Regions from separate parts of the Mus musculus genome. Here region 1 is linked to region 2. A link is a loop called in an ENCODE intact Hi-C map of the cell type or tissue named here. Cell type or tissue: left cerebral cortex. All regions are shown on one strand. Links, peaks and the distances in the headings refer to the core of each region. The heading gives the core; the rest is flanking DNA.

The links. Peaks named below come from ENCODE experiments on the same cell type or tissue, not always from the same donor. Only the 100,000 strongest peaks of a DNase experiment are listed, where the experiment ranks them.
Region 1: it touches region 2 in a loop (2.9-fold over the local background); 3 of 42 quality-filtered maps call a loop at or near these places.

What each region holds. Positions count from the first base shown.
Region 1 is chr8:4,137,379-4,142,753 of GRCm38, reverse strand. Cd209g (CD209g antigen) reads right to left here. Exons shown (of 8, transcript NM_027343.3): 8 at 5,047-5,375. The coding sequence ends at 5,352. Among named protein-coding and RNA genes, the nearest start is that of Cd209g, 5.3 kb to the right of the region's middle. In left cerebral cortex, for the core only: CTCF peaks have their summits at 822 (motif pointing right) and 2,514 (motif pointing left); a DNase peak (open chromatin) is centred at 2,513.
Region 2 is chr8:4,320,656-4,326,030 of GRCm38, reverse strand. It overlaps Elavl1 (ELAV (embryonic lethal, abnormal vision)-like 1 (Hu antigen R)), which reads left to right and starts at 931. Exons shown (of 6, transcript NM_010485.3): 1 at 931-1,145. It also overlaps a transcript of Ccl25 not described here. In left cerebral cortex, for the core only: a CTCF peak has its summit at 3,356 (motif pointing right); DNase peaks (open chromatin) are centred at 1,195, 1,979, 3,355, 4,825 and 1 more place; H3K4me3 peaks cover 2,553 bases; H3K27ac peaks cover 1,228 bases.

The DNA.
Region 1 (5,375 bases), core at 163-5,162, 180 kb after region 2:
TCAAGCTCAAGTCTTCACTCCCCTTACCTGCGGAGCGGACTCATCAGCCTCTAGTTGTGCTCACAGAATTTTCTACAAATAGTTTGGGATGCTCACATCTGGCTTTTTGGACCCTGGCTGATATGATGGTTAATTTTCATTGTCAACTTAATTTGTGATCACCTAGAAGACAAGTCTGGTAGTGTCTTTATATTTACTAGTCAGGGTTCTCAATAGAATAAATCTCTCTCTGAAACTATATATATTAACATATATATAATTGTTATATATTAATAGCTATGTGTGATCCAGCTAATCCAACAATTGCTGTCGATGAATAGAAAGTTCAGAATCCAGTAGTTGCTTAGTGTACAAGGCTGAATGTCTCAGCTGGTCTTTTGTAGACATTGGAACCTCAAAGGAGTAGGTTTTAATGCCAGTGACGACTTGCTAGCAAGGCAAGGAGCAAGCAGACAAAGAGCAAAAGCTTCTTTCCACGTCCTTACATAGGCTTCCAGCAGAAGATGTGCCCCAGATTAAAGATGTGTCTTCCTGTCTCAAGATACATATGAAAGGCATGTGATCAAAACCTCAAAAGATTCACACTAGGAATGGATTTACCCGCTTCAAACCAAGCAAAACTCTCACAGTGTGCTCTCCATTTCTGGAGTTCATCCCGATGCAGTCAAGTTGGCAATCAAGAATAGCCATCAGAGTGTCTGAGAGTGATTTCAGAGAAGCTTAATTTTTTTTTTTTTTTTTTTTGCAGGGGAGGCCCATTTTTTAAAAAAAGATTTATTTATTTATTATATATAAGTGCACTATAGATGTCTTTAGACACCAGTAGAGGGCGCCAGATCTCATTACAGATGGTTATGAGCCATCATGTGGTTGCTGGGATTTGAACTCAGAACCTTCAGAAGAGCAGTCAGTGCTCTTAACTGCTGAGCCATCTCTCCAGTTCCAGGAAGGGCCATTCTTAAGGTGGGTGGCACCATCTGAAGGGCTGTACTCTAATCCTGAATTTAAAAAAACGCAAGAAAATGTGTTCAATTCTGCCTGCTTCCTAAGTGCAAATGCAATGTGAGCAGACATTCTGGGCACCGCAGTGGGTTTTACCCTCAAGTGAAGAACCACAATGAACATTTCCTTTGCTTTTGTCAGGTGATGACTACAGCACGGAGGAAGATAGCACAGTGGGCGGGTGTCTTAGGGCTCCACCACTGTGATAAAACAGCGCTGCCAAGAGCAACTCAGGGAAGAAAGTTTATTTCATCTACACATCTATCTCACAGTCTCTCCTCAAAGAAAGTCAGGGTAGGAACTCAAGGCATAACTGAAGCGGAAGCCATGGAAGAACATTGTCTCCTGGGTTACCCAGTCTGCTTTCTTATACACTCCAGGCCCATCTTCCCAGCAGCAGCACCAATCACTGAGTAAGAAAATACCCTACAGGCTTGCCTATAGGCCAGTCTTGTGGAGGGATTTTCTTTCTTTTTTTCATTCATTAATTAATTAGTTAATTAATATCCTGATCACAGTTTCCCCTGCGTCCTCTCCTCCCAGTCCTTCTCTTTCTCATCTCCTCCCCAGACATCCTTCCTTTCCCCTCAGAGAAAGGGAGCCATGTAGACATTTTCTAATCAGGGTTCTTTCTTCTCAGATAACCCTAGCTTGTTCAAGTTGATAAAAATACCAATCAGGGCAATGGAACCTTTGTCAAATTGTCACATAAACAGAGTCATTGCTAAACCATAACATTATCTTTCTTGTTTATCCTCAAGATCTCATGTCAATATTAATGCCATAACACAAAATAGTTCAACTTTTAAAATCCCAGGTTCCTTCCTTCCTTCCTTCCTTCCTTCCTTCCTTCCTTCCTTCCTTCCTTCCTTCCTTCCTTCCTTCCTTCCTCCCTCCCTCCCTCCCTCCCTCCCTCCCTCCCCCCCCCCCTCTCTCTCTCTTTCTTTCTTTCTATTCAAGCACTTTGGAAATTCAGCCTCTTGCCTGGATGGTGGTGGTGGTAGTGGTGGTGGCCTACGCCTTTAATCCCAGTACTCAGGAGGAAGAGGCAGGTGGATAACTGAGTTCGGGGCCAGTTTAGTCTTCAGAGTGAGTTTCAGGACAGTCATGGCTACCTTGCCTTGAAAAACAGAAGAAAACAAAAAATTCCAGTCTCTTTAAGACATCCAAAGTCTCTTTCAAAATTCAAGGCCTCTCTAACACTTCAAAGTCTCTTTAAAAATCGCTGTTTGCCTCAAATATTCAAGGACTCTAAAGTCGCAGTTTTCCTAAGCTGTATCCAAGGCTTTGTAACTGTAGGCTTCTGTATACTAAAAAAAATTAAATTCTTTGAACTCCACACGAAGCAGTAGCCAGCGAGGTGGGAGGTACATCATCAGGCAATGCAGAGAGGGTTCCTGATCAAGGAGCTGATTTTCCCTGGGACAGGCTCTCTCTTTGGTCCTGAGGTCAGCGAGTGAAGCAAGGTAACCGTGAAGGCAGAGGCAGAAAAGCAAACAGAGCAACGCTTTCCGTGATGTCTGGCGCCACCCAGAGGACTGAGGGGGAATTTCCCTCTAAGAGTCTAAAAGCTCCCTGAGCGCTCGCTTTCTCTCTCTCTCTCTCTCTCTCTCTCTCTCTCTCTCTCTCTCTCTCTCTCTCTCTCTCTCTCTCTCTCTCTCTCTCTCTCTCTCTCTCTCTCTCTCTCTCATTTTCTTCCCTTCCTTCTTTCTCTCTTTCTTTTTCTTCCTTTCTCTCTCTTTTTCAATAATTTTTTATTCACTTGAAATCCTGATCACAGCCCCCCTCCTTCCTCTTCTCCAAGTCCCATCCTAACAAGTCCCTCCTGCCACTTTTCCCTCCCTTTCTCCTCAGAGAATGGGAGCCCCTCCCCCTTGGGTACTGTCCCACCCTGGGACATCTAGTCCCAGTCGGACTAGGCCTAGCCAGATAGTCCAGGTAGGGTGAAGGGGATCCAATGGCAGGGAACAGAGACCAAGATAACCTGTGTTTTGCTTGATAGGGGACCTACATGAAGACCAAGCTGCACACTTGCTACAGTGTGTAGGGCATCTAGGTCCAGCTCCTGCATGCTCCCTGGTCCAGTCTCTGTGAGCCCCCATGGTCCCAGGTTAGTTGACTCTGTAATTCCTCTTGTAGTGTCCTTGACTCGTCAGGCTTGCTCAAATCTATCCTCCACTCTTGCATCTTCCCAAGCTCTGCCTGATGCTTGGCTGTGGCCTCTGCATGTGCCGCCATCCACTGCTGGATGAAGCCTCTCAGGAGACAGTTATGCTAGGGTCCTGTCTGCAAGCAGAGCATCATTAAGTATCAGTAGTTGGTTCTTTCACAGGGGATGGGTCTCAAGTTGGGGCAGTCATTGGTTGGCTGTTCCCTCAATCTGTGCTCCATCTTTACTCCTGCACAACTTGTGTAGGACACATTTTGAGCTGGAGGTGTTATGGGTGGATTGACACCCCCTCCCTCCTCTGGAAGTCCTGTCTGGCACAGGAGATGGCCACTTTAGTCTCTATATCCAGCTATATCACTCCTGGGCATATACCCAGAAGATGTTCTACTACACCACAGGGACATTTGCTCAACTATGTTCACAGTAGCTTTATTCATAATAGCCAGGAACTGGAAACAACCTAGAAATCCCTCACCTGAAGAATGGATAAAGAAAATGTGGTGTATTTACACAATGCAATAGTATTCAGCTATATAGTAAGGCATCATGAATTTTGCAGGCAAATGGATGGAACTTGAGAATTTCATCCCAAGTGAGGTAACCCAGAGCAAGAAAGAACACTTATAAGTTGCTATTAGCCATAAAGTACAGGACAATCATGCTATAATCCACAGACCCAAAGCAACTGCATAATAAGAAGGTCCCAAGGGAGAGTGCACAGATCTCACTCAGAAGGGGAAACTAACTAGTTATTTGATGGATAGAGAGAGGGACCTATGAGTGTGTGGGAGAGGGGAATGGGGATGGTGATCAGGCATGGGGAGAAGGTGGGCAGGAGAGGGCTGGGAGTGAAATGGAAATCGGTGGAGGGGGACGAGGGGGCATCTCTGGTGACAGGCCACAGGCCTGGTAGTGGGGATGATACGGGGAGTCTATTGGGACCCCAGCTGAGGTTCCTTAGGTTTCAGATACTAGGGGAGGCTGAGCCTTTGGCATCACCAGGAAAAGGGCCTTCCTGGCTGGGAGACAGTGGGCTTGGAGACAGCGTCCCTGAGGGAGAGATGCTGGGAGGGGCTCTTTATCCTTTGCCCGGCCTTAGGTGCCAGGAGAAACAGGCTCACGGTAAGGGGAGCACCAGGTGACACTGGCTTGCTCCTTGAGGACATGGAACCTATTGGGGAGGTGGAAGAAGCACATGACACCAGGCAGAAGGTCGAGCCAAGACAAAGGGGGGGGGCAGGAAGCATGGTCTGGGTTTCTGCAGCCTGTGGCTGAAAGCACCTTGAAGTTTGGGTGGCTCTTTGTAGCCTTGGGGAGCCCAGAGGGCTGGTCATTCCTCCACTAGTTCCATGGAAGTTTGTTTTGAGAGCAAAGGATGTGCTAAGCTCTAGAACCACCAGATGATGACTGTGGCATTTTATTTGAATGCTAGGTACAGAAACCTGGAAGAAATGCTTGGGGGTCTGTGAATAAAAGAATGAATGAACTAATGAATGAAGAGAGAAATAGAGGCATGTGGAGATGGGAGAGACAGACAGACAAAGAGAGAGAATGTGAAAACATGAATGTGAATGAGAATGCACCCAGTGGGTGTTCAGGTACCAAATCAGTGTTTTTAAAAATATTCACCCAGGTGTAGTGCTGCATGCCTTTAATTCCAGCACTCAAGAGGCAGAAGCAGGCAGGTCTCTGTGAGTTCAAGGCCTGCCAGGAACACATAGTGAGACTCAAACAAACCATAAAACAAATTGCTCACAACCCAAAGATGTTGTAGACACTAATATACTAGCTAACATGAAACATTCCAAAGTTTTACCAATGAAGACAGAGTCAGAAATAGAGAATCCACTAAATACAACACATCAAACCATGTATACACTTAATAGTTTATTATTTTATTTGGGTGCTGGGGATGGGACTCAGAGAGCCACCCATGCTAGGCAAACTGGGGTGTATCATTGAGCTATACCCCAGCCCCAAGCGGGTGTGACTCTACTGAGGGGATTTGTGGAACTGAAATCACCCACAGAGGAAGAGGGAAGCGCTGCAGGGTAGGGTGCCTCAGGGACTCTCTCAGGATCTCAGAGGTCTCAGAACAGGGGCACTGGGATGAACAAGGCAGCTGGAACGGGAGCAGAGTGCCCCCAAGTTGCCTGTGTGGCTAGGGGAGCACAGACCCTCAGTAACCAGGGCAGGGAGCCGA
Region 2 (5,375 bases), core at 262-5,261:
CCCGACTAAAAGAAAACAAACACGCTAAAAAACGGTGGACAGAGGTAGAGACAATAGAGAAGTTTTCAATCAAACAGGGTGGCATATACGTTTCTGATAGCACTAGTCCAGAACAGCAGCCTCCAAAAGGCACAGGCAGTTGTTTTTCTGGTCACTGCCCGACTGCCTGGCACATAGTAGGCATTTTAAATTTCGAAGGAAGTGGGGCTGGAAAGATGGCTCAGCAATTAAGATCACTGGCTGCTTTTACAGAAGACATGGGTTCAGTAGTCGGCTCCCAAACGCAGTTAACAATAGTCCCCCGGAGGATCCGACCTTCTCTCTGACTCCCATCTGCACTACACGCATATGGTGCACAGGGTTAACATACATGCAGGCTGAACACCCATGCATACACACTAAGAAAAATCTTAAAACCAAGAAATTTTAACTTTAGATTCCCAGAGGCTGACCATGCTGACCACATCCTTTAACCCGCTTCACCAGATAACAAAACTGAGGCCCGGCTCAGTGACGTCAGCCGGTGCTCAACTGCAGGCAGACCGGAAATGTCCGGGCCGGGATTCGAATCGGGGATCCTGTCCTCCTAGCGAGGGCTCCCGATGACCAACTTGCTTTCTCTGGACGTAAGCGGCTGCACAGCCCGCATTGTGAGGATCACACGACGTGCGTTCTATAAAGAGCGCCACTCTTTGGCCTCGACGTCCAGACGGCGTCCACTGCGGGCCAGGCTCCAACTCACCCTCTCCGCGGCCATCGCCAGCCACTTCGCGACTCCACTGGGCGCCTTGGTCCACCGCGGACGACGCCGACAGGAAGTCCCGCCTACGCCGCGCGCACCCGCGTACCGCGACAGCCATGCCAACCAATGAGCGTCGCTTCTTCAAAGACACTGACCAATAGCAGAGCGCGCTGAGCAGGGGGCGTGTCTGGGCCGCGGGGCCGGGGAGCGGGTCGTGCGCGCTGAGGAGGAGCCGCAGCCGTCGCCGTCGCCGTCGCCGTCGCCGTCGCCGTCGCCGCTACCGCTACCGCTACCGCTCTGCCGCCGCCGCCGCCGCCGCCACCGCTGCCGAGGCCGTGCGGAGCCGTTATCGCCGCGCCGCCCGCCCCGGAGCAGAGTCCCGGGCCTTCCCGCCCGTGTTCAGGTGAGGCCGGAGGCTTCGGCGACTTCCGAAAGAGTAGGCCGCGCTAGGGCCTGAGCTCGCCTAGCCCCACGGGCGTCCGCCGGGCCTGCACCGGCCGAAGGCCCCAGGCCGCGGTAGGCCTGGGTATGGAGACGCGCGTGTGGGCCGCGGCTGGGCGAATGGGAACCGACTCTGTTTGATTCAGGTTGGCGACAAGCCTCCGCCGGGCCAGATTCCTCTGGGCTCCCGCGAGAGAGGCGGGAGAAGGACACAGCGTGGGCACGCGCTTTGGGGGGCCGGGCTCCGAGGCTTGGGGGGCCCCGGATAGTTGATCTCGGAGGCCCGGTGATCCGGGGGTGGAAGAGTGGAGCGAGGACCTTGGGCGCCAGAGGTCATGGCCCACAGACTTGCTCCCTCGGGAAATCCCATAGATTTCTTTTGTGGACGATTTTCTGGACACACCGCGACGAATCATGAGGTCCTTTTAGAAGTGTGCAAACCTTTCGTCTGTGTGTAGAAGTCTAGAAGAGAAAGGGGAAATTTTTTCTTTGATCGCCATCTCTAACAAAGCTGTTTTAGGGACGTTTTCATTTGTAAAATAACGTGTAAATATTAAAAAGGCAATTGCACGCTGTTGAACAATGGGTAGTGATGATGGATCTTCCCTTTCTCTTGTCTTCTGCTGCTAAAGCATGCCAAAATGGGTTTGACGCCTACTATGTGGAGAGCAGGTGGAGAACTTTTTTGCACTAGACAGAGCTTCCATTATCGGAAGTGTCCATGTGGGACACCGCTGGCCAGAGCTCTAGAAGAGGCAAGATCGGATGTTAAAGCTTTCTTAACCTCCTTGTTACAGGCAGTTAGAGTCAGATAATGGTTGGTTGGGAGGGCCTGGCTGCCCTATGCATTGCAGAAAGTTGGATAGCATGCCTGGCTTCTTCTGCCTACTGAGTATTAGCATCTCTGCCTCCTACTTCTTCCAGTTGTGAGTACCAAAAACACATTGAGGCGTTGCTAGGGTTCTTTCTCTCGTTTTTTTCCCTCCACCAAAACACATACACAGAGAGGTGAGAAATCTTTAAGCAGTCTTCCTGGAAAAGTTCTTCCAGCCCTATCCGATGATCTGGGTGAAGCACCTAAGATCTTGAATAAGCCGTATTGAAATGCCTGTGAAATAGCATGGGGAAAGTATTGTGCAGATGTAAAGATGTGAGGAAACCCCCAGTACACATGGAATATGCAGTTAAAATAATCACCAGAATCTTTCAACAATGGACCATGTGTTCATACTTCACGGGCATGTCCCCAGCCCCTAAGGTAGATGTTACAGTATCCATTTTAGAGAAGAAAGTGAAACAGGATAATCTCTTGCACTGTAGTGGCCAATGCAGGGTTTGAAAGCAAGTCCTAGATACCGCCAACATATTGAATACTGGTGTATGCAAAACTGTTGAGGTCTGGTTTTGAAAATGGTGTGAGGCTGGAGAGGCGGCTCAGTGAACAGGAGCACTTGTTACTCTTGCAGAGGACCTGTGTTCAGTTCCTCGCACCTACATGATGGCTCACAGCCATCCATAACTCCAGTTCCAAAGGATCCCATTCCCTCTTCTGACTTTGCAGAACATCAAGCATACATGTGGTTCCCATACAAACAAAACACACATAAATCTAAAAATATTTTCTTAATGCTGTGACTTCAAGGAGTGTGAAGAAGCTGAGAGAAATAGGAAATGTTTCTGTTGAAGTGCTGGTTTGAGGGAAACAACTTCAGTTTGGCTGTGTTCAGGGATAGGTCCCTGGGCAGCAGTAGAAAGGGAGAGACTGAAGAACATACCCATTCCTGTGCTTACGCAGTGGCTTCTCACACCGCTTCTCTCCGTCCTTTGCACACCAGCAGGAGTTGACTTTTCGAAGATGCAGATCTATGTTTCTCCTGATTAAAAGAAGTCTTGGGGCATGAAAAGAAAAATTATGCTGGGCTGTTCAAATGGTTCTAAACATTAAAATCAGAAGCCCTTAGTTTGGGATGTCCCACTATGCGCTTTTCTGACCTTTCTGCTCTTTTCCTGGAAAGCTGTGTGGACCAGCTCAGAGCACAAACACCATTTGAAGCTGCCCCCAAATGCCAAGGCTTTTCCACTTCCTCCAGAATGATTGGTGTTCCCATCACCTTCAGTGTGTTCAAGCTGGTTAAATGCAGAATGGTGAGTGAGATGCAGTGCCGGCCTTTTGCCCCTAGGTGGCAGTAGTTCTATGGAGAAAGACCAACAAGAGGGAAGTAAGCCTTTTGTCCCCTTCCCCAAAGTTGTATTTCAGCCCAGAGGATCAGCTCTGGAGAGGCCATGGTGTATATGAACTATGTTTAGATGGTTTAGCCTGGCTGGTGAGCAGTAATGCACCAGGTGATGTGGAAGCACAGGAAAAGGAACTGTTATTCAAGCCCAGGAGACCCCAAAATGTTCCCTGAGTTGTTGAGGCAGGAGGACCTAGTGGAAATAGCTAGGTAAAAGATGAGTGGGAAAGACTCTTCAAGAACTTGGTGAGTGGAGTAGGTGGAGCTATTAACTCTGGAAAACATACGGGGTATGGAACTTTTGGAAACGTAGAAGGAAGTGAGTAGCAGGTCTGTTGGGAAGAAACCTCAGATATTATGAGGGCCCACTCCAGACTTATGATCATTGACAGAGGGAGTCACATTTGCAAAGGATGCGCTGACTGGCAGGCATAAAACCAGTTAGGATGTGACTGTGTTCCTTCAAGTTAGAAAAACTGCTAATATGACACAGAACAGAAGCTTAGAAACAAGGAAACACTGAAACACACTTAAGGAATTTGGACATGTGGAAGAACAACGATGGCCAACCCTGCCTAGTGTTTGAGTGCTGCAAAGATGAGTGGCCACAGAGAACTTGAGAAGAAAGGCAAAGCAGTTTAATGTATGCCTGGAGACAAGAAAACACATGGCTGAAACAGAATGGAGGAAAGAGGATGGTAGTAGACTTTCCATGTCCACACATGTCCAGTACCAACAGTGGATGTTCACTGCATGCTCAGTAATGTATACCTACCTTCCCATTCTCCATCACTGGGGAGAAATGACCTCTTCAAGATTTTGGATTTAGCTCAGGTGGTATAGTCCTTGCCTCTCATACATGAAATTTTAGTTTTTATACCCAGTACCCTATAAACCAGAAATAGTTTCTCGTCCCTGTAATCCCCAGTACTCAGAAGTTAGGGGCAGATATTGCCATCTATGGGATTTAAGGCTAGTCTGGGCTGCACTGAAACCCTGTCTCAAAAAGAAAGTCAACTTGGTTTGAGAAGAAGCCTCAATGTATGAGACAAAATATAAAAAACGAAGGTTTGTTTTTATATAAAGTATACTGAATGGAATGATTATTGATTACTGAGAATTTGTTATTCGAGCAGATTTCAATCAAAGAGGAACAGGGAAGGCTATCTAGGATCAACAAATGGGCAGAATAAGAGAAAAGGAAGGCACCAAGAAGCTTCCAGGCCTGAGTGGGCCAGTTAAGCCAGACCAAGAGGACTAGGGAGGATAAATGTGGAGATAAAAGTAGAACGTGGTTAAACAGAGCTGCTGAGGTTGGAATTGCTTCTGTTTTGTGTTCCCAGTGCCTGGCACATGGTTGGCATTCCACCCATGCCTGGAGAAGAAAGTTAGTGTGGAATTCAAAAGTGACTGGATGCAATTACGCATCAAAGAAACCTTTATGCCAGAAGAAGGATTGACAGGAGACAATAGTGCACAGCAACCAATGTCAAGGCTGATGTCACCATGAACAGAGAAGCCTGGAGACATTTGGAGGAAAAGGTTAAGTTGGCTTCTTTACAGACATGTTTAGAAGTTGGGCTAGGTAAGAGGGGACAGGGACCTGATTGAGAAAGAAGGTCAAGAGGAGGGAGAGGCAGAACTTGTAGCTGGATTAGATAGAGGAAATAGAGATTACTTGGAGGACAAGTATGTAGTGCCTCCACAGAAAGTAATTCAAGGTGATGGAAAGGTTTGGAGAAGAGTAAGGTCAGGAGACAGGTTAGGGAACCACACACACCTTAGATTTAGGAGTAAGGGTATCCACATTTTTTATGTATTGTATAGCAGTTGGTAATGTCCACAGTGAGAACATGAAATGATTTACCCTCACTGCCTTTCAGGATTCGCTTTGGAAGTGAGGTAGAGCCCATGGGTTTTCATGCCCTACTGTGTTCCTGAGCTCTCTCTGCAAGAGC